Regions from separate parts of the Homo sapiens genome. Here regions 1 and 3 are each linked to region 2. Evidence: chromatin loops called from intact Hi-C (ENCODE). Cell type or tissue: heart left ventricle. All regions are shown on one strand. Region 1 has its middle 25 kb from the start of RPF1. Region 2 overlaps LOC105378819 (a long non-coding RNA gene). Region 3 overlaps SSX2IP (SSX family member 2 interacting protein).

Region 1 (8,000 bases), 130 kb before region 2:
AGAGCAAGACTCCATCTCAAAAAAAAAAAAAAAAAAACTAGAACACTTATATGTTAGGCACTGTACTAAGTATTTTACATATGTTCTTTAATTCTCACAATTCTTTGAGATCAACACAATTATTATTTCCATTTGAAAGATAAAGTAATTAAGGAACAAAGAGATTAAGCAATGACACCAGGTAGTAAGTGGCAGAGCTAGGACTCAAACCCAGTTCTACCTGATTCCAAACTCACATTCTTAACTACTCACAAGATATGACTTTAAGTGACATATGTGAACAATAATAGGAATGAAGAAGTAAAACCAATGCAGGACACATTGTGAAGGAGGAATCCATGAAGTTTAGCAACTGTTTCAGTGTATCAGAGAAAGGGGAGGAGTCAGAGATTACTAAGGTTTGAGGGGTGAGTAACTTGAAGAAGTGACACTGTTCAAAGAAACAGGGAGGTCAGAAAGAGCCCAGCCTCGGAGAGGAAGATGAATTCATACTTAGACAACACTCATTTCTAAGCAGGGAAATAGTGTATGGAGAAGAGAGCTACCAATTTCATGTTAGTTTATGCCACTCGGCCACCCAGATTCTCCAAACCCCATGTAGAGACTGGACTAGAACTCCTGGTTCTTGTCTTCCTGAACAGATTTTTCTAACCTCTTCTACTATTTGAACAATCAGCCCAATTTTAAAAGTTAAGTCAGAAGGAAAAATTAAAGAGAGTGATTAAAAAAGGGGTGGCCTTTTTTCTCCAGGAGTTTCTGGTCTGTGTTTAATTCTAAAGCAACCAACACGTGTCTCTGCACAACAGCCAGCAGCATTTTGGCACAAGATATTCATGGATTGTCATAATAGGCAATGCTAACCAACTTAGCAGAAATAAGAATTTAACACCTTTATGAAAACTACTGCTTCCTCTACACCCACCGTGATCACCAAAGTTTTTTCTGAGAAAAAAAACTCATGATTTGTGATTAGAACGTCAGGTTTCTGCCATTAATTAGTTGTGTGACCTAAGCAAGTAACTTGATTTTTCTGTACTCATGTAATTCCCTCCTCTATTAACTTGAGTGGGTTGACTATATTCAATTTAACTCAGATTTAACTAACATTTACTCAGCCAATGCTAGGATTCTTTCCAACACTTTATATTCCATTATTCAAAATGGTAGAAAGAAGGGGCAAAAGGTCTTGAGCCTAAATAGATGAGAGCTGAAAGCAGTGCTATAGTTCATTTCATGCAATTCTCTTAGTTTATAAACCAAGAAAGTGAGGCCCAGAATCTTGACTCACTGTGGATAAAAAGCTAGTTAGCAACCAAGTCCAATCTAGAACTGAGCCCTGATTTGCCTTCTTGGGCTTTTCCCGCTACACCACAGTGTCCTTTCTACCCAGCTAGTTTAGGAATGTTTGTCTTAGATCAACTCAGAATGAGTTACAAAAGGAAAAAACACAAAGCCTGGCTGATCTGAGAGAGATTTATGTGTTGGATTTAAGTTCTTATAAAATAAAATCCCGTAACACTTCAACTGCAACATAAAGTATTAGGCTATGTTACATGCTCTTTATAGCACAGTATAATGGCTAAAGCCTAAGGCAGAACTTCTGTTCTTACTGCCATAGACACAGCCTAACTTCCAAAAGGTTATTCTGAAGTTGTGAATCCTGAGACAACAAAAAAGAGGTGATGGTGCCCCCCCAACCTGGGTAGCTCACTTGGCCAAGTCTGCATTTGGTGCCCACTTTGACTTTGCCACTGGAGGATCAAAGGAGGAAAAAGATGCTCAGAACTAGGTAGAGAGGAAAGAAGGGGGGTGAGAGAGGGTGCCAGCCAAGCCCTTCAGCAGCATTGCAGATCTCCATCTCTAATTCCCCATCTCTTTACTTCTGGTTCTAAGAAACATACAGAAATAGAGGAACAGCCAACACAAAATTCAAAAACAGAAACTATAGTGAGAGTTGGCATGGCACTGCCGTAGGAGCTTCTGCCATAGGCAGAAGTACACACTGCCTACCCCAAGAGCTGGCTCTGCTCACAACTTCCTTGCTGAGCTGTGACGTTTAATAAGACCCCCTGGTCAATGCCTTAGGTTCCTTAGACACCGGCATTAAATGAACACAGAAAGACTAATAAATAGAACTAATTCATTGTTTTTATAAATAAGAGTCTTTTTACCTTCTAAATAGGAGTAAAAATGAAAAAGATAAATTTAACCACATTCGGCCAGGCACGGTGGCTCATGCCTGTAATTCCAGCACTTTGGGAGGCCAAGGCGGGCAAATCACCTGAGGTTGGGAGTTCAAGACCAGCCTGACCAACATGGAGAAACTCCATGTCTACTAAAATACAAAAGTAGCCGGGCATGGTGGCACATGCCTGTAATCCCAGCTACTCGGGATGCTAAGGCAAAAGAATTGCTTGAACCCGGGAGGCGGAGGTTGTGGTGAGTGGAGATCGCGCCATTGCACTCCAGCCTGGGCAACAAGAGCAAAACTCTGTCTCCAAAAACAACAACAATGACAACAACAACAAAAATTTAACCACATTCTTCCTTTGAGGTAAAACCATCTGGACCATCAAATAACTGCCCACTCTGAACACAAAGGAGCATATCTCCTCTGACACTTGCATGTCAAGTCTTTCTAGGGCCCTTTTCTAATTGATAGGCTTTATTATATTCACAATCCTACATCTGATGTACATAATACACCTCTTATTCTAAAATGAATATTTTTAAATCACAGTAGTGTTCATTCATTTATTTATATATCAGCAAATATTTATTGAGTATCACTTACATGCCAGGCACTGTTCTAAGTGCTAGGAATAGAGCAGTGAACAAAATAAACAAAAATCCTGTGCTCATGGAGCTCACTTTCTAGTTCAAATCTCTCCCTCTTTATTTTCAAAGTGCTCAATTTCATAAATGCTTGTTAGCCCAGGCGCCGTGGCTCACGCCTGTAATCCCAGCACTTTGAGAGGCCGAGGCGGGCAGACCACCTGAGGTTGGGAGTTCGAGACCAGCCTGACCAACATGGAGAAATCCTGTCTCTACTAAAAATAAAAAATTAGCTGGGCTTGGTGGCATGCGCCTTTAATCCCAGCTACTTGGGAGGCTGAGGCAGGAGAATCGCTTGAACCTGGGAGGTAGAGGTTGCGGTGAGCTGAGATCGCTCCACTGTACTCCAGCCTGGGTAACAAGAGCAAAACTCCATCTCAAAAATAAATAAATAAATAAATAAATGCTTGTTGAATGAATAATAAATAACATTTGGGATAATCTGTGAGAATCAGACAAATTATACAGATTGTCTGTGAGCCATATAAAATCTAAGACAAAATGTATGAATTTAATTAATCCTTGAATTTTTACCTCCATTTCCTGTCAAGTCTCTTTTTCATTTTTGCCAGCCTGCTGTAAAATAAAATAAATTCCTAGGAAGTATTTCTTCCAAGGCACAGAGTATAAAATATCAACAAGGCCGGTCACAGTGGCTCACGCCTGTAATCCCAGCACTTTGGGAGGCCAAGGCGGGCAGATCACAAGGTCAGGAGTTTCAGACCAGCCTGGCTAACATGGTGAAATCCTGTCTCTACTAAAGATACAAAAATTAGCTGGGCGTGGTGGTGGGCACCTGTAATCCCAGCTACTCAGGAGGCTGAGGCAGGAGAATTGTTTGAACCCGGGAAGCGGAGGTTGCAGTGAGCCAAGATCACACCATTGCACTCCAGCCTGGGTGACAGGGCGAGACTCTGTCAAAAAAAAAAAAAAAAAAAAAAAAAAAGGCCAACAAAAGAGAAAAAGGCATTTATAAACAGAAAAAAGAGAGACAGCCTGGTAGTGATCACCTTCATTCAGTGAAGTCCTACATTTAGAGACCTTGTCCTCTATGCCAAGCATCAAATTTTTAAAGACCCAATAAAGTAGCATTTCAAAAACCAACACTAAACGAATTAATAACCTGGCTGAACACTTACTTCAAGGAGGTTCAGAGCTGACCCTCTAGAGCATGGCCTTGGGGTTCCATGTTGGTTTACGTTCATCTGGACCCGGTGTAGTACTGCTGACTTCCAGTCAGTTGCAACTTCATTTTCATAGTGTCCTGGGTGGTGCAGCCTGAGGAGGGGTGGGTCAGGCAAATAGGTGTTTCATAATGCAGTCAGGTACAGAGCAAATCCTTTGCCTCTGGGAAGTAAAGTTAAAAGGATAAGAGATTATGAGAGAAATCCACTATAGCACCAAGGAATGGTAACAAATGTGGAAATGTGGACATCAAAGCCTGGGTAATTAGTAAAGCAAATCTCCAAAGAAAAAAATGGATGAAGTCATCTTTCACATTCCCCTTCTAAGCCGACTGGATGAAAGAATAAAGGGATTTATTATTTTATCAGGAAATCAAAAAAAGAGAGAGAGAGAAAAGAAATATCAGAATGACACAAGCATTTGCTAGCAAAAATAATGCTAAATTCATCTCAAGGTAGCTTCCACTTAGAAGGCAAACCTATAATAAAAGGAATGAAATAGGCTTTCTTTGCCACCACTCAAGCAAACTACCATTTATATTACTACTAGCTACATTCATATCCAAAGAAAACAGATGAAGTCAAACACAAGTTTTCAAATACTACCAAGGATATACAGGTAAAAAGAAATCATAGGCTGGGAGCGGTAGCTTGCACCTGTAATCCCAGAACATTGGGAGGCCAAGGTGAGAGGATCGACTTGAACCCAGGAGTTTGAGACCAGCCTGGGTAACGCTGGGAAACCCAGCCCTTTAAAGAAAAAAAAAATTTAGCCAGGCATGGTGGCATGTGCCTGTAGTCCCATCTACTCAGGAGGAGGCTGAGGCAGAAGGATTGCTTGAGCCCAGGGGTCAAGGCTGCAGTAAGCCATTATCAAACCACTCCACTCCAACCTGGGTGACAGAGTGAGACCTCATCTCACAAAAGAAATCACAGCAAGTAAACTACAAACATGAACAAGAATACAAAGTGGTCCTATAGGGTCCAGAATATAAGTTACCTCCATCATGAGGATAGTGGTAAGAGGTAGGTCCAAATCTCGATTCCCGTCTTTGGTTATCTTCTCAAGCAGTCCCCTGTAAGAGGGATAACTTCACTGCTTAGTAATGACAAAGCAGTTCTCTGTTTATTAGAGGAATCCCAATACTGTAAAAATGAGCAATAGCTCTAAGATGCATATTAAAATAACATTCAAGACCATTGTGACTTTTGTGAAATGGCCTCTAACACAACATGCAGCTGAAACATCATGTATCAGTATGGCTTGGGAAGGGGAAATGGATGGGGGAACGGGGGTGCAGGTGTATGAGGAGAGGAGGCATAAGTGCCCCTTTTTTAGTATTTTATTGTTGTCGTTCACTAATTCTAATTGTTTGCTTTTGAATACTTAAAAATATTTTAAGGGTATTGATTCCACCTTCTCTTTCAAATTTTCAATTATCTCTCCAACTTCCTTTACTGGCTTTCCCTTCCTTTCAGCGCGTTTATTCTCCCTGTTTACCTCAGTCTTCTCTGTACAGCAAAGTTCCAAGTTTCTGTAGCAGAGAAATAAATTAGCTAAGGAGAGGGAAAGAGATGTGATCAGGATTAGAGGAAGAACCATTTTAGCTTCCTTGGTCCCTGATTCTATCAGAACATCTATGTAATCTGGTGAAAATTATTGCAGAATGTGGCAGTCGTGGAGGCTTAGGAAAGAAACTCCACCATTATAAATTCCAGCCAAGAAACATGTGAAAACATTCAGTCATTTATTGCACCCACATACAATCCACCATCTGGATTCACATTACATAAAAGCATGCAGAAAGCTTTGCATGCCAGAAGTCGAAGGTGTGCATGAAAAAGTTGACTAAATAACCCCTAGCCAGTGACTGAAAAGCCAGTGTTGAAGATGGACAGGCTGTGTGATGGGAAGTGTGGCTTCCAATAGCTCTTTCAGATGATTTGGAAAATGCATGACTATTGTTCATCTTCAGATACAAGCATCATCATTGCTGATATTACAGTGACTAAAAGAGCTACTATGTACCCAGGAAAGCAACCCAATATATGAAGTAGTAAATTTATACTCTCCATCTGTGGGTAAAATATAAGACAAAACATAAAAACAAAATGATTATAAAGAATGATAATAAAGATATGTTGAAAGGCACCATTATTTTTATTACTAAGCTACTGAGGTATTGTGAATTGTTAACTTGCTTTATTTTCTTTCCTTGTGCCTTTTCATTTTTGTTCTATCTTCAACCTGAACCTCCCATCCCCCAACATTCAAGCACATAGATAATTATGTGTTTATGGCCTCTGAGTAGCTTTGTGGCAGGATGGGAAGCAGAAGAGGGCTGCAAGTCTTTTTCATTCTTCTTCCAAAGTCTTGGGATAACATGGGTGTTTTTGTGAAGGAGATGTTTCTATACTAAACATAAAAAAGTGTCATGATCAGAAATATAAAATTAAAAGGACTTTCACAAGTAGAGATTCTTCCTGTTTCAGGTTGGTGGCTAAGGGAGAAGAGAAGGAGAGTGAAGAAGGTCTACAGGTTCTGAGAGCAAAGCAAATGTGAGCCCATTTCTTGCCAGCACACAGGTTCAGCACCAAGACCCAGAGAGAGAAAGGCTGCCTGCTTTGTCTATGCTGATAGGAGTACAACAACCTTAGTACAAATTTTCCAGCAATTTTCAGCAGATAAAAGTAAGCTGATCATTCTCCCAGGTGATATATAAATTAAGGTACTTAGCTTAGAAGCAAACTGCACCTGACTTGAGCAGAATTTGTTACCTCAAGCAAACATGGAATTTACTGGAAGATTATGGAGAAGTTCAGGAAATCAAAGGCAATCTGGGAACACCTAGCTTCAGAAAGTGAAATCACTTTGGTAACCTGGATAACCAAAAGTGCAGCACCATCCCCTCGGGGTGCTGATACCAGATGGATCAAATCTATCTGGTATCCTTGAGTCCTATCCTTGAGTCACCGCTCACAAAATTTAAATTTCTGAAGGAGTTGGAGGACCCTTTCTTACATCCCTTTCCCAACCTTCAGCCAAGGAGGGTAAAACAATTTATTTCATAGTTATAGGACACTGTAGGCATTGGGGGTGGGTAAGTCCCCAAAAGAAAATCAGGTGCTATTACAAAAAAAAAAAGAATGGATGCTGGGTAGGCATAAAAACATATGCTCACTGCAAACGGCCACTTTAGAGATATAAAAATCTCATATATTTAATTACTTTTAAATACATTGCTTATGTGTGATAATCAATTGGAAGAAGTTGGAGTTCAATTTGTCTGAACACTAAATTCATTGTGTCATTCCTGCTTCTAACTACTTATTGGCTCACCATTACCTCCAGTAAAGCTCCAAATTCCTTCATATTCTTCTAGTCTCTCCTAGTCAACCCTTTTCAACTTTAATTCTCTTCCTTGCCTGCACCTATATCCCCATAATATTAAGGGATTTGCATTTCCTTGAACACATTATCCTGTATCATATCTATGACTCTTTACACATGCTGTTCTCTCTGTTTCGAATCTCCCTCCCTATTCCTTGTCTTCCTGGAGAACTTACTCAATCCAAACACCTCCTCCTTAGGGAAACTTCCAGGGTACCCTTTTCTCCCTAACACTGTTTCCCCCACCACTTTTTTTCTTCATCTCAGTTTCCCCACTGTATATCTTGCACATGCCTCTATTTTTTATTTTACTGTGTTGTAATTATTTGTTTATATGTTTGTCTCCCCTACAAGTCTGTGAGCTTTTAGGGACAGGTTCTGAAAAAAAGAGTGTTAAGTGAGTGAAAGAACTAATGAACTTTCCAATCAGACACTGTCTTAGACCATTTGGGTTACTATAAAGGAATATCTGAGGCTGGGTAATTTATTTTATTTTATTTACTTATTTTTGAGACAGAGTCTGGCTCTGTTGCCCTGGCTGGAATGCAGTGATCTTGGCTCACTGCAACCTCCACCCCCCAGGTTCAAGC
Region 2 (8,000 bases):
GTCATCTGGATATGTTGGCTGATAAAGGATATCTTCTGTAGGAACAGGTGGGAAGACTCGCTGATGTGGTAGATGTGGGGGTTGGAGGAAAGAATAATCAAAGAAAGCAATGATGTTGTCTGTCTTCTCCACTAGCCTGTGCACTGCTTGAGAGCAGAGATGATCCCGGTGCAGTTTTATCCCCAGCACCTATCCCTCTACCTGCCACTAAGAGGGTAAAAACATTCCTGCTGAATGAAATTGCTACATGGGGACATGAGTGCAGATGTAGAGGTGTCAGTGTGGTCTAAGAGTGAGCACTATAAGATAAGAAAAAACAAGCAAGAATCAAGCCCTTTATATGTAGTCTAAATAGGACCAAGATCTCAGATGACCATCCCAGTAGGAGTCGGGTAGAAAGTTAGTGGAATTTTTATTTTGTTTTGTAGAGATGGAGGTCTCACTATGTTTCCCAGGCTGGTCTCAAATTCCTCCTGGCCTCAAGCAATCCTCCATCCTCATCCTCCCAAAGCACTAGATGTGAGCCACTGCAGCTGGCCAATTAGTGGCATTTGACCAAGGAAAAGTTTGAGGATGAAAAGCACTGGGACCTCAGACAGGAGCTGTGAGAGATTCAGTCCCCTGGGACAGTGGGTTACAGGGGTCAGGAAGCCCAACTCCTGAGGAACAATTCAGAAAATTAATTTCAGAAATAATGGCTTAAGGAATGGAAAATAGTATCAGGAATGCTAACAAAGTGGGTCAGAGTGAAAAAAGTGGCAATGCTGACCTGATAATGGAGGAGCCACACTGGCTGATAATGGAGGAGCAACACTGGCTGAATCCTATGCCTAAGTGTTCATGACATCAAGACCTTCTTATGCACCTTGCCTAGGAAGGATTTCTTCCACTGCCTAGGACAGAACTGAGCATAACGCATGAGATTTAAGGAAGCCCAGCTGCTGGGGTAGATAGAGGCTCAGGGAGTGAGGAAAGCCAGGTGGCCTTTTCACCTATCAGCTGTCTCCTCATCCCAGGAGCCTGCAAGAACCGAGACGGTGATTTATAACCACTTGCTTAGTATCCCCCAGACTCAACACAGTGCTTGGCACACAATAAGTGCTTAATAAGTTTTTACTTTTTGTAAAATTTAAAGATTTTTGAAATTCAAAATTTATTGGGTTTGGCACATTTAAGGTCATTCTTTTCCAAATCTCAAAATGGGATGTTAGAAAACCTTAAAATTGATGGGACGACATTATTTTCACATTACCAAATATCCAGTTAAATATGTTTTGTGATTTCCCAGTAAAAAACAAAATAAATTAAAGACAAAATAAATTTAAATAAAGTTAGCTCAGAGGTCCAAACTCATGGATTACAAATTCACGTGGAGCATTGCGTTTTCCTACCGGAATGTGATGTGTGAGCACCGATGTTTCCACCAGATCCTCCGGCTTGTGGATTACTCCATTCATCAACACCAGTGGATCCTAGAAGAAAAGAACATTTTGAAAGTGACTTTGTGTCTTTGGGGATGCTCTTCTTTAAACATCAGTAGGAATAAACATTCTCTTTATGGCTATAAAGGAAATTAAACACCACAGACCCCAGAAAATAATAACAATTAAAATACTAATTACAACATGAGTTTACATTTATTTTAACACCCCCCAAACACCAATAAAAATTTAAAAGATGTAAATTCTCTTCCCAGAACCAATTATCAAAACAAAGATTTCACTTTAGCTCTCTTAGGAGAAGATAATACTTAAGCTAACTAGAAACAAGAATGAATTAATATATTTCTACTTTTGGTAGATTTGAAAAGTGTAGTTTGAAATACAGTTTCTGAGAGAAAACTGGATTTATTTTCCTCATTCTGGAGTCTTCTTTGTGGTTGTTGGTATCACCATTCTTTCATATTCTTAAGCTCAGTGCCTAGAGAGAATTTTGGGTTTTGTTTTGTTTAACTTTTTCCTCTCCATTACCTGCTATGATGCTAATTCAAATCCTTCTTAGTTGGTAGTAATGGCCATGTAAGGCAGGGATGATTCTCAACCCTGTTTTACAGATAATCAAGCTAAGCACACAGGATGACTGCCCAAGAAGCAAGTGACCGCAATGGTGAAGCTGGGCCTCCACCCTGCCGTCTGGCTGACTTCAAGGCCTGCACAGCCTCTTAAGCCGCATCCTGCTTGCTGCCTCCAAGCTTTCCTGACTGCAGCCTTTTCTCCAGTCACTTTTGATAGAGGAGTTAAGAAGAAATTACTTAGGCAGATAGTGAGGGTATGGAAGTCCTCGGTAAGGTTTTCCTTTTAATGAAAAGCAGCCCCAAATCATTTTCCTTTCTAACAAACAGCAGCCTGTAAAATCAAGCTGCAGACATAGATGCCGGCAGTTGTGCCAATCATGTTCAGAATGGTGGCTCCCTTCTCCCTTCTCTGCCAGCCATATGTACAGTAAGGAGCAGACAACATGGCTCGGGCCAAGGGTAAAGTTGATTTGCATAATAAGATTAGGGTGGGGCCCACCAGCCTTCCCCTGCACTATGTAAACATCACGCCTGACTGAACCAATCTGTGAGCCCTATGTAAATCAGACAATGCCTTCTCAAGCCTGACTATAAAATCCTGTGAGTCCACTGCCAGCCAGTCTTTCCTCTGGGAAGCCCCTCTCTCTCCCTAGAGAGAGCTGGTTTCCTTTCTCCTTTCTTTTTCTTTTGCATATTAAACTTCCACTCCTAAACTCCTCATGTGTGTCCCTATCCTAAATTTTCTTGGTGCGAGACAATGAACCATGGGTATTCACCCCACACAACGTAGCCTCTTCACTTTCTTCTTAAATTTACCCAGACTGACCTTTCTAATTCCCTGAGGCCACTTCTCATTTTCCTGCTTCAGAACCAGCAGGAACTCCTGAGTGAAGTCCGAATTCCTCTGCCGGACTTTTACCATTTCTCTGTGATCTGGCCTAATGTGGACAAGTCTGTATTTCCGCGCTGCAGGCCCTTCTCTGCAGCGGGGTGGTCAGCACTTGGCCTCCTTTGTGTCTCAAGCTGCGAGGCTCCCTCCCCCTTCAGCCTCTTGGCTTCACTCTAGTTTCAGTCTTCTGTGCTTTATCGTTTCTCATGCTGCACTCAGGCGCCTCCCTACAACTTCAGAGACTTAACTGACCTCTAAATTCTTTTATATGTGTCAGTCTTAGCTCCCCCAAAAGAGGCTCAGAGCCTATACAGCAGTCGTTCTTAAAATGTAGTCCCTGACCTGAAGCATCAGTGTCACCTACGTGCCAGTTAGATGCACATCTTGGTCTTCACCCCAGATGTTCTGAATGAAGAATACTCTCAAACCTGAGCATGCATTAGAATTTCCTGAAGGGCTTGCCAAACCCAGATGACGGGGCCCACCCTTACAGTCTCTGATACAGTAGGACCAGAGTGAGGCCAGAAAAATTTGCATTTCTAAAAGGTTTCCAGGCAATGCTGATGCAGCTAATCTAGGGACCACACTCTGAGAACCCCTGCTATAGAACTTAGCAGGAAGCTTGCCTCAGTTTAATTAGAACAGAATATTTCAGTGGTTTTCCATCCAAAATCTGATTTCTGTTTCAAAGATTGATTATAGACTGCTGGGATGACACCTCAGGTTTGAATCTAGGTGGAATTCCCACATATTGAAATGTTTTTAGAGGCTGGGTGGTGTAAGTATTCTAATGCAGGTGTCAGCTGGGGGCAGACAGATTAAAAGTACAATGTAAAATGTAGAGCAGTGGACTCTGTTCCAAGTATGTAACATCCTTTTACTGATTTCATTCTCAAAACAACCTATGAGGCAGTTTCCATTATTATCATTTCTGGTTTACAAACGAACAGGCACCAGAGCTTAAATAAAAGAAGATTTCATATGGGTAGTAAGGTTAGAGCTAGGATTTGAACTGTGGCAATGTAGCTCCAAAGTCCATGAATTTGTTTTTTGTTTTTTGGGGGTTTTTTTGGTTTTTTGTTTTTTTGAGATGGAGTTTCATTCTTGTCACCCAGGCTGGAGTGCAGTGGTGCAATCTCGGCTCACTGCAACCTCCACCTCCCCAGTTCAAGTGATTCTCCTACCTCAGCCTCCTGAGTAGCTGGGATTACAGGCACCCTCCGCCACACCCGGGTAATTTTTGTATTTTTCATAGAGACAGGGTTTCACTATGTTGGCCAGGCTGGTCTCGAACTCCTGACCTTGAGTGATCCACCCACCTTGGCCTCCCACAGTGCTGGGATTACAGGTGTGAGCCACCACACCCAGCCAAAGTCCATGATCTTAACAGCTGTGGCATGCAGTCTCAATTTGCTAGCTACAAGAGCAAGGCTTAAGCTGCTGAGGTGCCTGGGAGCCCCAATCCTCCCTGCCTTTGAGCAAGTAACTTGTCAGCTTAGATGGAGGTGCACAGCATCCCAGGGCCATTTTCAGTAACCACAGTAGCTCTTGGTAGATGGTGATGCAGGATCTTTGCTCCTTAGCTTAGCTAAAACCTGGGTTCTTGTCCCATGACCAGGAAAAATTAGGTAGTGGACACGTTAAAAGGTGAGAGAGCAGAATTTATTAAAAGAAAGCTGTCAGCGGCCAGGTGCATTGGCCCACGCCTATAATCCCAGTACTTTGGAAAGCTGAGGTAGGCAGATCACTTGAGGTCAGGAATTCGAAACTAGCCTGACCAACATGTTGAAACCCCGTCTCTACTAAAAATACAAAAATTAGGCATGGTGGCACACACCTGTAATCCCAGCTACTCAGGAGGCTGAGGCAGGAGAATCACTTGAACCCAGGAGGCAGAGGTTGCAATGAGCCAAGACTGCGCCACTGCACTCCAGCCTGAGTGACAGAGTGAGACTCCATCTGAAAAAAAAAAAAAAAAAAAAAAAGGAAAGAAAGCTCTGAACAAAAAAGAGGGCATCCTGCAAACAGGCTTCCACCTCACAGATTGAATACCAGACCACCAGACCACCAGACCACCACACATGAGCTGAAGAGTCCAGGCTCCTCTCCACTGCACAAGGCACACATTCCTGGGAGCTCCACCCCACTCTTCCAGTGCACAGGTGGGCCCCCAGTCCATTGTGGGCATGCCCAGACAAGGCCCTGGGCAGATTCCCTCATCTGCACAAAAGCATCTGACATAAACACTTGTGAGGTGGGTTGGAGATTCTCCAGGTACCCTTCCTTAGCTGCCTCCTGCATCTATCAGTGGTAATTTATGTTAGATAACATGCCTATGCCTACAGTCTGTTTTACTAAGATGGAGAAAACGGTTACCATTAGGGTGACTCTGGTAATTACTGCTTCCCCTGAGCTAACATGCCTTAATGCTTTCTGTGCATTAATGTCACCACTCTGACACAACCTAACACTCTGTCAGCAGCATGAGCCAGGATGGCTTCCAGAATCTCCATGGGCTGTCCTCACCACACCTTTGAATAGCAGCTCTCAAAGTCTCACCTTACATCCATCTTTCCCTCCCTATAAAAAGTGCTTTTCAGCCTTTGCTTGGGTCTTCCAGTATAACAAGCTCACCATGTCACTAAGCAGTCAAGCCTATTTTAAGGGAACTAATAATTACACAATAGCTTTTTTACCTTGAGCTGGAAATTGTCTACAGTAACTCGAATTGGTCTTGACTCAACCTCTTGGGGACCCTGAGAACAACTATGATCCTCTTTCCACATGGTACTCTTTCTGTATTTGATGATAAACAGCCAATATTGCCTCCTCCTTTGCTTCCCAAATCTTTCCTTCCCTAGGCTACATAAATCAATTTCCATCTGTTGTCGCTGATATAACATAATTTCCTTTTCACCATCCCATCCTCAACCATCCCACCCACATCCCTTTTAGATGAGCTCAGAGGATCTGGTGCAAAGATAATCTGTACAGTGCAGGTCAGGCATGATCTGGTCCATGCAGCATACAGCAGAATTGCTGCCTCGTATTAGCTGACATGCTTTAATGCTTTCTGGGCATTAATGATTTCTTAGCTTTCTGGGCAGCCATACTCCTGTTGGCTCATTATAAATTCATAATCAATGAAGCCCCTTGCTATGTCAAGTTGACAAGAAGTATTGTTCAACCAGATCTCTTTCAATTTACCTTTTACCCATGCAGCAAACTTGTTTAAGAAATGACTGTACATTCATCCCTTGAAATTATGTCTTATTTCAACGAGTCCATCCTGAATGCAAAGACTCAGAGACGATGTGTCTTTGTGTACTCCAATTAGGGAAGTTTAGAAAACAAGCTGACAACCTGTAAACATAACACTTCGAAATGGCTTTTGTTGGCATGGATGACCACTGAAAATGTATCCACTTAGCAGCTGCCAAATAATGGAAACTAACACAGACTGAGACTGCCCTGGCGGCCAGGCCTTCTTGCTGGTATGCCAGGATTGGCTGAAGTGAGAAGCCACTGGAATCCTCTTGACAGGCTATATGTAGCTCATCTTTATGACTTTTTGCCACAGTTCACACACTGGGAGGACAGTCACAATATTTCATTTGGTGTCTATATTAGTTTACTAGGACTGCCACAACAAAGTACTACAAACTTGGTGTCTTATAAAACAGAAATGTATTGTCTCACAGTTTTGGAGGCCAGAAATCCAAAATCAAGGTGCTGGCAGAGTTGGTTCCTTCTGAGGGCTATGAGAGAAGGATCCATTCCATGCCTCTTCTCTTTGGCTTGTAGGCGGTCATCTTCATGTTCAGTTGGTATCTTCCCTGTATATGTGTCTGTCTCCAAATTTTCCTTCTATAAGGATACCAGTCACATTGGAATAGAACCCACCCTAATGACTTCATTTTAATTTGATAAAGAGCATATCTCCAGCCGGGCACAGTGGCTGATGCCTGTAATCCCAGCACTTTGGGAGGCCAAGGCAGGCGGATCATGAGGTCAGGAGTTCAAGACCAGCCTGGCCAACGTGGTGAAATCCTGTCTCTACTAAAAATACAAAAATTAGCTGGGCGTGGTGGCACGTGTCTGTAATCCCAGCTACTCAGGAGGCTGAGTCAGGAGAATTGCTTGAACCTGAGAGGTGGAGGTTGCAGTGAGCCAAGATTGTACCATTGCACTCCAGCCTGGGCAACAAGAGCAAGACTCCATCTCAAAGAAAAAAAAAAAATACCATATCTCCAAATAAGGTGATGTTCTCAGGTACTACAGGTTAGGACTTCAAGATATGAATTTGGAGGGGGACAGGGGACACACGATTCAACCCATAAGAGTATCCATGCACCAGCCACCTTGGAATGTCAGTTTCTTCCACAGGGCTCAAGACTCTGGGGAGTCAGGAACAGGACTGTCCTGTATTCTGGTTGATTTTAAAATATTAGAATTTTGCTTTAATTGCCATATAGACTATGATGATAGTGAAGTTGATGGTGATGCCAACTGTGGTGAGGACAGTCATGGTAGTGGCAATTAAGAACTGCATTTCAGTAATGTGCACAATAGTATAATGATGGCCTAAAAGAACTGCCAGGCTTCAATGTGCTCCACATGTTTCTGCAGCCAGAAACATATATCCTCATAAGGCAGGGGTTAGGTCAATTAATCAGACTTAATTTTACAGAGAGATAACATGTCTGCAAATAACATTTCTGGTTCTTAGTGTATTGATCTTTATCATCCTACAATTCCATTGGTATTGGTACTGCACTTTCAGTACCTTTAATTTCGGACAGAATCAAAATACTTGAATTATACTCCAGGTCAAGTCTTTAACAGCTATATGGCCCTAGGAAAATTACCTTACCTCACTGGTTATTGAAAAGAGGAAAGATAGAAAGAAATTGGTGTTCTAGATTATGCATTCATTTCTGGATTCAGTTTGCATAAGTCAGTCCTTCTGAGGCTCACAACTTGGGGTAACTGAGGAAGTCAAGGTAATGCAAGGTCAGGTCCAGGGCAGTAGTCATTGCAATCTTGCCCGCTGTGCCCCTACCTGACATTGCACCTAAGTCTCAAGTGGGATTTTTA
Region 3 (8,000 bases), 59 kb after region 2:
GTATAATCAGGCATGTCTCACCCTTCCTTCCCATCGTGGCCTGAACTAGTTTTTCAGGTTAACTTTGGAATGCCCTTGGCTGAGAGAAGGGACCCAAATAGTTGGGGGGCCTTAGGATTTTATTTTGGGTTTACAGGTTCAACAATCAAAACTCAAGTCAGAGTTATGCTTACTTGGACAGGGCTTCCATTATACACAGGGTGATCATTTGTCCCAATTTCCACTGTGGTACAGGCCTAATCATGAATAGCTCCCCATTTCACTATCAAAAGTTTGAGTCAACAGGAATGTGCACCTCCAGATTTTGGGAAACCACACCACAAGCAACTGTGTCTCTGATGTACACCCCTTTCTGGCCCTCACTGCCAAGGCCAGAACCTGCCTCTGAGATTTACCATAGTCTTTTCGTTCCTTATCAAAGAATTTCAATTAAAAGCATTTATGAGGCCAGGCGTGGCAGCACATGCCTGTAATCCCAGCACTTTGGGAGGCTGAGGCAGGCAGATCACTTGAGGTCAGGAGTTTGAGACCAGCCTTGCCAACATGGAGAAACCCTGTATCTACTAAAAATACAAAAATTAGCTGGGCATGGTGGTGCATGCATGAAATCCCAGTTACTTGGGAGGCTGAGGCAGAAGAATTGCTTGAACACCGGAGGCAGAGGTTGCAGTAAGCTGAGATCACGCCGCTGCACTCCAGCCTGGGCAACAGAGTAAGACTCTGTCTCAACAACAACAAAAAGCATTTATGAGTTGTTTCCTCAGATATTTGCCCTTGATAAAAATGAAGACAAGTGCTTTGGAAATAAAAAGGCAATGTGATTTTTAAAATTCCAGTTAAAATTTTTCATGGTTTAAGATCAAAATAGCTTCTTTAGAACATATGTACCAAGGCTTTGTGTGGCTAGTTGTTGGATTTCTAGTTTTCTTTGGGGCATTAACACAGAATCTGAAAAACTATTTGTTTGGAAAAGTTTAATTTCACTGAGATCTAATTTATAGAGATTTTCCTTATTTATTTATTTTTTATTTATTTATTTTTGAGACGAAGTCTTGCTCTTGTCCCCCAGGCTGGAGTACAATGGCGTGATCTAGGCTCACTGCAACCTACCCCTCCCGGGTTCAAGCAATTCTTCTGCCTCAGCCTCCCGAGTTGCTGGGATTACAGGCGCCTGCCACCACGCCCGGCTAATTTTTGTATTTTTAGTAGAGATGGGGTTTCACCATGTTGGCCAGGCTGGTTTCAAACTCCTGACCTCAGGTGATCTGCCTGCATTGGTCTCTCAAAGTGTTGGGATTACAGCCGTGAGCCACCACACCCAGCCTTCCTTATTATTTAATACCTCTTTGCTTAAAAGGAATAACATTACAAAACCAAATCAACTAGTTATTAAGGTAAAAGATTTTCAAGATAAAAGAAACTAAAAGTGGCTAGAAATTAAATTGATATTCCACAAAAGCTTTATACTATTGGGTGACTATTTGAAAATTGCATTTCGTTGAGCCTCTTCACTAATTAAAAATGTGAAATACAAGTTTAGTTTGAAATAATAGTTCTGGGCTGAGAATTACAGAAGAAAAAAATCTCAAGGTAGGGTAAATAAATTACAGCATGTTTTAGTCAAGTAAAAACTATACTTACAGGTTAACAAAACCAGCCATAGTAGTCATGGCTAAGCACTAGCAGTCTAATCCTAGGGAACTCAGCTGTCTGATCCTATGCCTGGCTGGGATGAACAATTGACCACCTCGGTTTAGACATCATACATAATAGAAAATTGGATCCAAAAGCCAGAATGGAGGGTAGGTTCTTGTTATCAGTTTTAGGGTTCTAGGGAATATGCAAATGTTTACTTTTTTCTAATGAGTACACTGGGCTGGGGTATGGTTTGGTTTAATAGAACACTGTAAAAAGGAATGAAACTGTCATGACAGACCAGAAACAAGAAAATCTATCTAAATGCAGATGCAACAGAGAAACTAGAAAATATCCAGCTGCCCTACATCAGCCGTTTTCCTTCTAAAACTGAGTAAAAATATTCCTGTTAATTCTACTACTTTATTTTTCATGATAAAATGTCTGCAAAAGGTGACTGAACCTTTTGGACAAAATGAAGTATTTCTGGTCACTGTGACTGTAGCTACAGTTGGGACACGGCACACAAACTGCCAAGAGTGAACAAAATGGCAGGGCAGAAAAATACAGGCTGGCCAGAGGCGGTGGCTCACGTCTGTAATCCCAACCCTTTGGGAGGCCAAGGGGGGCGGATCACTTGAGCCTGGGAGTTCGAGACCAGCCTGTCCAACATGGTGAGACCCCATCTCTATAAAAAATACAAAAAACTAGCCAGGTGTAGTGGCGCACATCTGTAGTCCCAGCTACTTGGAAGCCTGTGGTAGGACTGCCTGAGCCCGGGAGAGCAAGGCTGCAGTGAGGCAAGATGGCACCACTGCACTCCAGCCTGGGTGACACTGTCACACACACACACACACAAATTGCAGGTGATCTAGACATATCTTCAGATTACTCAATGGCCTTTAGAGTATCATAAACTACTAAATTAGCTATTTCAATGAAATCCTTAGTATCTTAATTGCAGAAAGGTAGTGGTCCAACCCTGAATAGATCTGCCATGGTAACCAATCACAAAAAAATGAGGCCAAGTCTTGAACATGGACCAAATGATCACTACTTTTGATGTAGATTATAGGTGGCAGCTAATGGGTGAATAATTTCACTTAGAAAGCCCTACAAGCAGGCACTGCAGCAGTGTGGGAAAAGGTGGAAATTTAGCAAACCTAAGATATGGGTTAAAGTCTGGTCTTATCACTTAACAGCAGTTATGTGACCTTGGGTTCATTATTTAACACTTGAGTCTGTTATCAACTCTAAAAATAGGAAGGTTAAGATTCCCTGACAGTTGAAAAATAAAAGTGTTCTGTGCACTGTAAGATACTTTAATAACTAAATGAGTAAAACTACCATTTGAACATTCAGAAACTTGTATTATAAAAAGGTTAGAAAGTGTGAGGAGCTTTAAAATACATTCCTTCCAAAAATTAAGAATATTTGCTTTAATAATCAGCAATAAACCCCTTGCAGAGTAATATGCATGGACGAAATACCTAGCATCAACTACATTTGATAGCAGATTGTAAGTGCTCACCAAATAGCTACATGTTCTATACCTCCCAGTCTTGTTTGCAGTGAGGCTGTAGGTGGAAGGCATGTCTCTTTCAGGTCTGGCCCTTAAAAATATCCTACACCATCTGCTAGTCTGCTCGCTCTGATTTGGCGATGTTGGAGACCATGCGTCCAGATGGCATAGCTAAAAATGGAGGATTGCCCAGTTGACACTGGACATTTCATGAGCATAAATTTTATTACGCCACACCGACTTAATGTTTAATTGCAGCATAACCTACTCTATCATGATACTCTATATGCAAGGAATTGAGATAGGGTTGGAAGTACACATGCATAGATTCATGACAAGGTTCTTACCCTCTTGAGAAAGAGGAGTTTTAGGATTCTAACCCCAAACTTATAGTCCATTCATTCCAGTAAAAAAATGTGTTGTTTCATCAGTGTATTTCTCATCAACAAATATTATGTGCTGTTAAGCATTATACTAGGTACATGTATTTCTGAAGCTCAAATATATGAATGAGGTGGATCTTTATCAGGAGCTTCATATGTCACTGACATTACAGTACTTCCTGAGCTCTCAGGAATCCATTATTTGTAAATGTTCAAAAAAACCTCAACCAGTCATTTGATTTCATATAAATCAAATAATTTAATCAATATCCACCCACTCTAATTTACATCCAGCTTGAAAAACACTGTATTTAGAAAAAGGATTAGAGTGAGCAATTTCATTATCCTTATCTGCATGGACCAAGTCTTTGGGAATGCTTTTTCTACTAGATAATAATACACGCTCTTGAGGAGAGAAAATCCTACACTGCTTTGCAGGTCAACATTTTGATTGTAGAAAACAAAATCTAGCAAACAATCATCTGTTACATAGTACTTCACAAAGGAAATAATGCTAAGACTTATAAATGGAAGCCTAGCCACGTTACTGTTAAAAAACAAATGTGGCCTGGAGCAGACCCATCAGTCCATGTTTTATGAACAGACTGAATGTGTCCGTAGCATCCACCATTGTTTATTACAATGTAGGTTTAATAGTTGGCCTTCCACTCAGCTCAGATTCCTAATAGCAGGCAGCGTGCTTATCTGTCTTCATATCACCAAGGATTGGAAAGCAGTAGTAAGCCTTGACATACAGCAGGTACTTAATAAATGCTTACCAAAAGACTGAAAAAGGACAAAAATAGGGAAAAGTATATTTACTAGACTTCCATAATCCATACTTACTTTAAATTCAATCTAGAAATAACATGACTCATATTAGGCAATATACTTTGAAGATCTGTACAACATAGTAATCACAGCAGGGTCTTGCTAACTCACAAATTTAGCATACATGCTGCAAAAACCTCTCTCCTGGAGTCCCAAGGGCTTTCAAATGTTCCACCAGGGGCAGTCAAGACTAGATTCACGGTGCTCTCTTCATCATGCGCACAAAATGTGTTTTCCCATAACACCATATTATCACAAGTCTATGAACAATTCTGGTTAGCTAAGGTAGGCAGTATAGAACTCTTTACAAATAACAGTATTTCAATTATGCCATGTAAGTAAACAATTTGCTGTGAACTGTCCTGTGTATCTAATCATTTAATACATTGCTTCTATAAGAAAATACTATTTGTTAAATTTTAGTCATAATTTCATTGTTTCTCATCATAGACTGCAGATGCAAACATTTAATGGTGAACAAAATGTTTATCTCAATTTTTCTTTGACATTTTTATGCTTTGAAAATTCAGAATGGATAAAAACAAATGAAGTACAAAATATTTCAGATTTACATAGTGATAAACAAGAAAGCACTTATCAGGAGGACTTACAAATGGAAGTACACTCTAGAACCATCATCTATCATGGCTAAATGTGAGATTAGCACAGCTGTATTATTTGTACATTGCAAACACCTAGAAAGAGATGGGAAACAAAATCCCAGGAGTTTTGTGTGTGGAGTCCTGGGTTTTCCAACAGACATCATTCCAGCATTCTGAGATTAGGGTGATTGGGGATCATTCTGGAGTTGGAATGTTCAACAAAAGTGATGTTGTTAGGTAAAATGTACAACTTCTGGATCTATGCAGACATTGAAGGTGCAATGAGTCTGGCTTTTACTCTGCTGTTTCTTTCACACTTTAGATTTTAAAAGTACGTCTCAAGGAATCTTTCTTTCCAATTTGAGAACTCAACTCACTTTAAAATGGAAACACGCAACAAAAAACAGATGCTGCTTTCTAGAACTCCATTGTCATGAAATATAATATTTGCTAAAATAAGAGATTTACTTTAAAAATTAGAGTGCTTATTTCTTGCAAAGTACACCATGGAAAACCCTCGGGGGAAAATTGTTGCCAAATGTATCCATTAACTGTATTTAAAATTTCTGATTGCCTTTTTGACCATGTTATTGCTAAATAGCAAAACAAACAAAAACAAAAACAACAAAAATCCTATATCCCAGCTAGATTTCTTCCTTTAGCATATGGTAGTGTCTTCGATATTTTGTACAATGTGTAGTATTTTAAATAGTAAAGAAGTGACCATGCATCAAGCTGAAGGTAGTGACTAATGCTCAAGAGCTAGCTCTTTAAAACTATAAATATGGTTACTATGAGTATATCCACTAATGTCTCATAAGACACTCTTAATGATATCCTATCAGCCCTGAAAAAATGGCTGCTGCTATGCAACTCCAAAGAGTTACATAGTTACGTATAGTGAATGGACAACACAAATAGGTGGGTTTTTTTTGTTTTTTAATAATATGAATTTAAAATAGCCACAAACAGGGTGAGTGCATGTAAGCGGCTGAACTGCCAGTACAGGGGAAGGTAAATGGGCCTAAACTATGATACCTAGCAAGGGTTGGATCTGTGCAGGCTTCTATGTACAGAGACAAGCAGGGTTAGGCACTTAAAGCTTTTTGATGAAAATCCTGGGAAAGAGCTGAGCCTACATTTATTATTATTACTATCAAAACAACAACATACTTTTCATGAAGAAACATGCAATCAGAAACATTACAGAGACTGAAGAGAGCTTAAGAGTTTTCTGAAAATGAAATGACATGTTTTTCCAGAGTATCATCTCAATTATAAAATTTGATGGTTTTATATTATCATATTTCTTCAGTGGTAAATACCTCATTAAAAAATTATTAAAAAATTATTGACAATACAAAGCCCTAGTTAGTATACAGATATTACTATACTGGTACCCATCTTGTAAGGAAAATATCACCATCTAGATATCTTAAATATCTTCTATCATCCAATATCTTAAACCAATTTCTTAAATTGTTTTATTCAAAGGTACTTTTGTCGTCTTGCCCCTATTCTTCTATCATCAATAGTCCTTTTAAAAATTATAATATTCTACATATACAAAATAAAAATCTAATGTCATAAAAATCTCAAAAATGTAATGTTAGTAGTGTTGATTATCTAAAGAACTCAGCTTCATGGAATACCTTTCAATATTTATTGCCCAGATGTATTAAAGAGAATTCTTAAATGTAATGCATCAATGGTCCTAATACATCTGTAAACAGAATACCACTAAAAAAATTTTACTGGCATGAAATACTATACTTATGGTTGTGTGAAACTTTTAAATCTTAAAGCCTCTTAACATAATCATGTGTATCTATGTACAAAACATACATAAATTTCACTTTATTTAAAACATATGAAAGAGGTAATTTCAAACCACACTAAACATAATAAATATAGAACTCGCTTTGTTAAAAATCTACAGTATACATTCAAGTAAAGGCTAAACTTCCAATGCCAACTATATTTGAGACAAAATTAAACATTTACAATAATCAGTTTCCTAAAAGTGCTATTTTTAATACCTATAAGAGGAAACTCAGTCTAGTGCTTTTGTTTCCATCCAAACATCTATACATTCCTTTATTCACAGAACCAGATGCTTCTGTTACTAAAAATACATATCCAAAGCTTTTATATCCTTTTAAATAGATTTAAGATTTCAACTCTTTGGGGGAAGACAGGGAAGTCCAAACAAACAACTCAGACCATCTTAAGTTATTAGAGATAACTGACTTTATGACACACCCTGTTTCAACTTAGATGTGAAACTTGATGAACACATTAATGAAAAAAATTCCAGTCCACATGTCTAAGGTAAGTCATCTTTTTCTACATGAGAATTTGTGTAGCTCAAGGAGCATCCACTATAGCAACCTTCCTGTGATCCAGGTCTTGATGCCACACTCCATTTTTGATTTGTACATTCTCCTCCAACCTGATTTGGTTTAATTTCTTCAGCAGTTATATTCAGTACATTGATTGAACTGTTGGGAAAAGAAAGGCAGATCTTAGTGACTATCCTCTCCTTCTTTTGTACTTTAACCTCATAATGTGGCACTCTTCAAAAAAAATAAGTTCCTTTTAATTCTAAAAATCTAGGCCAAAAATATAATTTAAAATTTTACTTGGAAAAAAAAAACGGCTGGGAGCAGTAGCTCACACTTGTAATCCTAGCACTTTGGGAGGCTGAGGCAGCCGAACTGCTTGAGCCCAGGAATTCAGGACTAGCCTGAGTAACATGGTGAAACCCTGTCTCTACAAAAAATTAGCTGGGAGTAGTAGTGCATGCCTAGTTTAATCATTTGTACAAGGGATTCTGATGACCAAATTACTATAAATTTATTTACCAATACTTATAGTAATTCGGTCATCAGAATCCCTGTACAAATGATCAAACTAAGTTTTTTAGGTAACTTACGCACAAGTCTCCTTGCCTGGAATCTAAGGCACAGCCTTTATATAAAATTCCATTCTACAGTGAAGGAACAATGAGGATGTTGTAGAAATTAG

The links. Peaks named below come from ENCODE experiments on the same cell type or tissue, not always from the same donor. Only the 100,000 strongest peaks of a DNase experiment are listed, where the experiment ranks them.
Region 1: a loop joins it to region 2, with 2.2 times the contacts of the local background. A loop is called at or near these places in 9 of 110 quality-filtered maps.
Region 3: a loop joins it to region 2, with 4 times the contacts of the local background. A loop is called at or near these places in 3 of 110 quality-filtered maps.

Annotation. Positions count from the first base shown.
Region 1 is chr1:84,450,699-84,458,698 of GRCh38, forward strand. No RefSeq gene overlaps it. Among named protein-coding and RNA genes, the nearest start is that of RPF1, 25 kb to the right of the region's middle. In heart left ventricle, no CTCF peak of the experiment used is centred here; no DNase peak of the experiment used is centred here; H3K27me3 peaks cover 2,053 bases.
Region 2 is chr1:84,580,887-84,588,886 of GRCh38, forward strand. It overlaps LOC105378819 (a long non-coding RNA gene), which reads left to right. Exons shown (of 2, transcript XR_947544.4): 2 at 2,054-2,732. Among named protein-coding and RNA genes, the nearest start is that of CTBS, 10 kb to the left of the region's middle. In heart left ventricle, no CTCF peak of the experiment used is centred here; no DNase peak of the experiment used is centred here; H3K4me3 peaks cover 613 bases; H3K27ac peaks cover 1,064 bases.
Region 3 is chr1:84,640,134-84,648,133 of GRCh38, forward strand. It overlaps SSX2IP (SSX family member 2 interacting protein), which reads right to left. Exons shown (of 14, transcript NM_001166293.2): 14 at 3,573-7,474. The coding sequence ends at 7,300. Among named protein-coding and RNA genes, the nearest start is that of LINC01555, 9.1 kb to the left of the region's middle. In heart left ventricle, no CTCF peak of the experiment used is centred here; no DNase peak of the experiment used is centred here.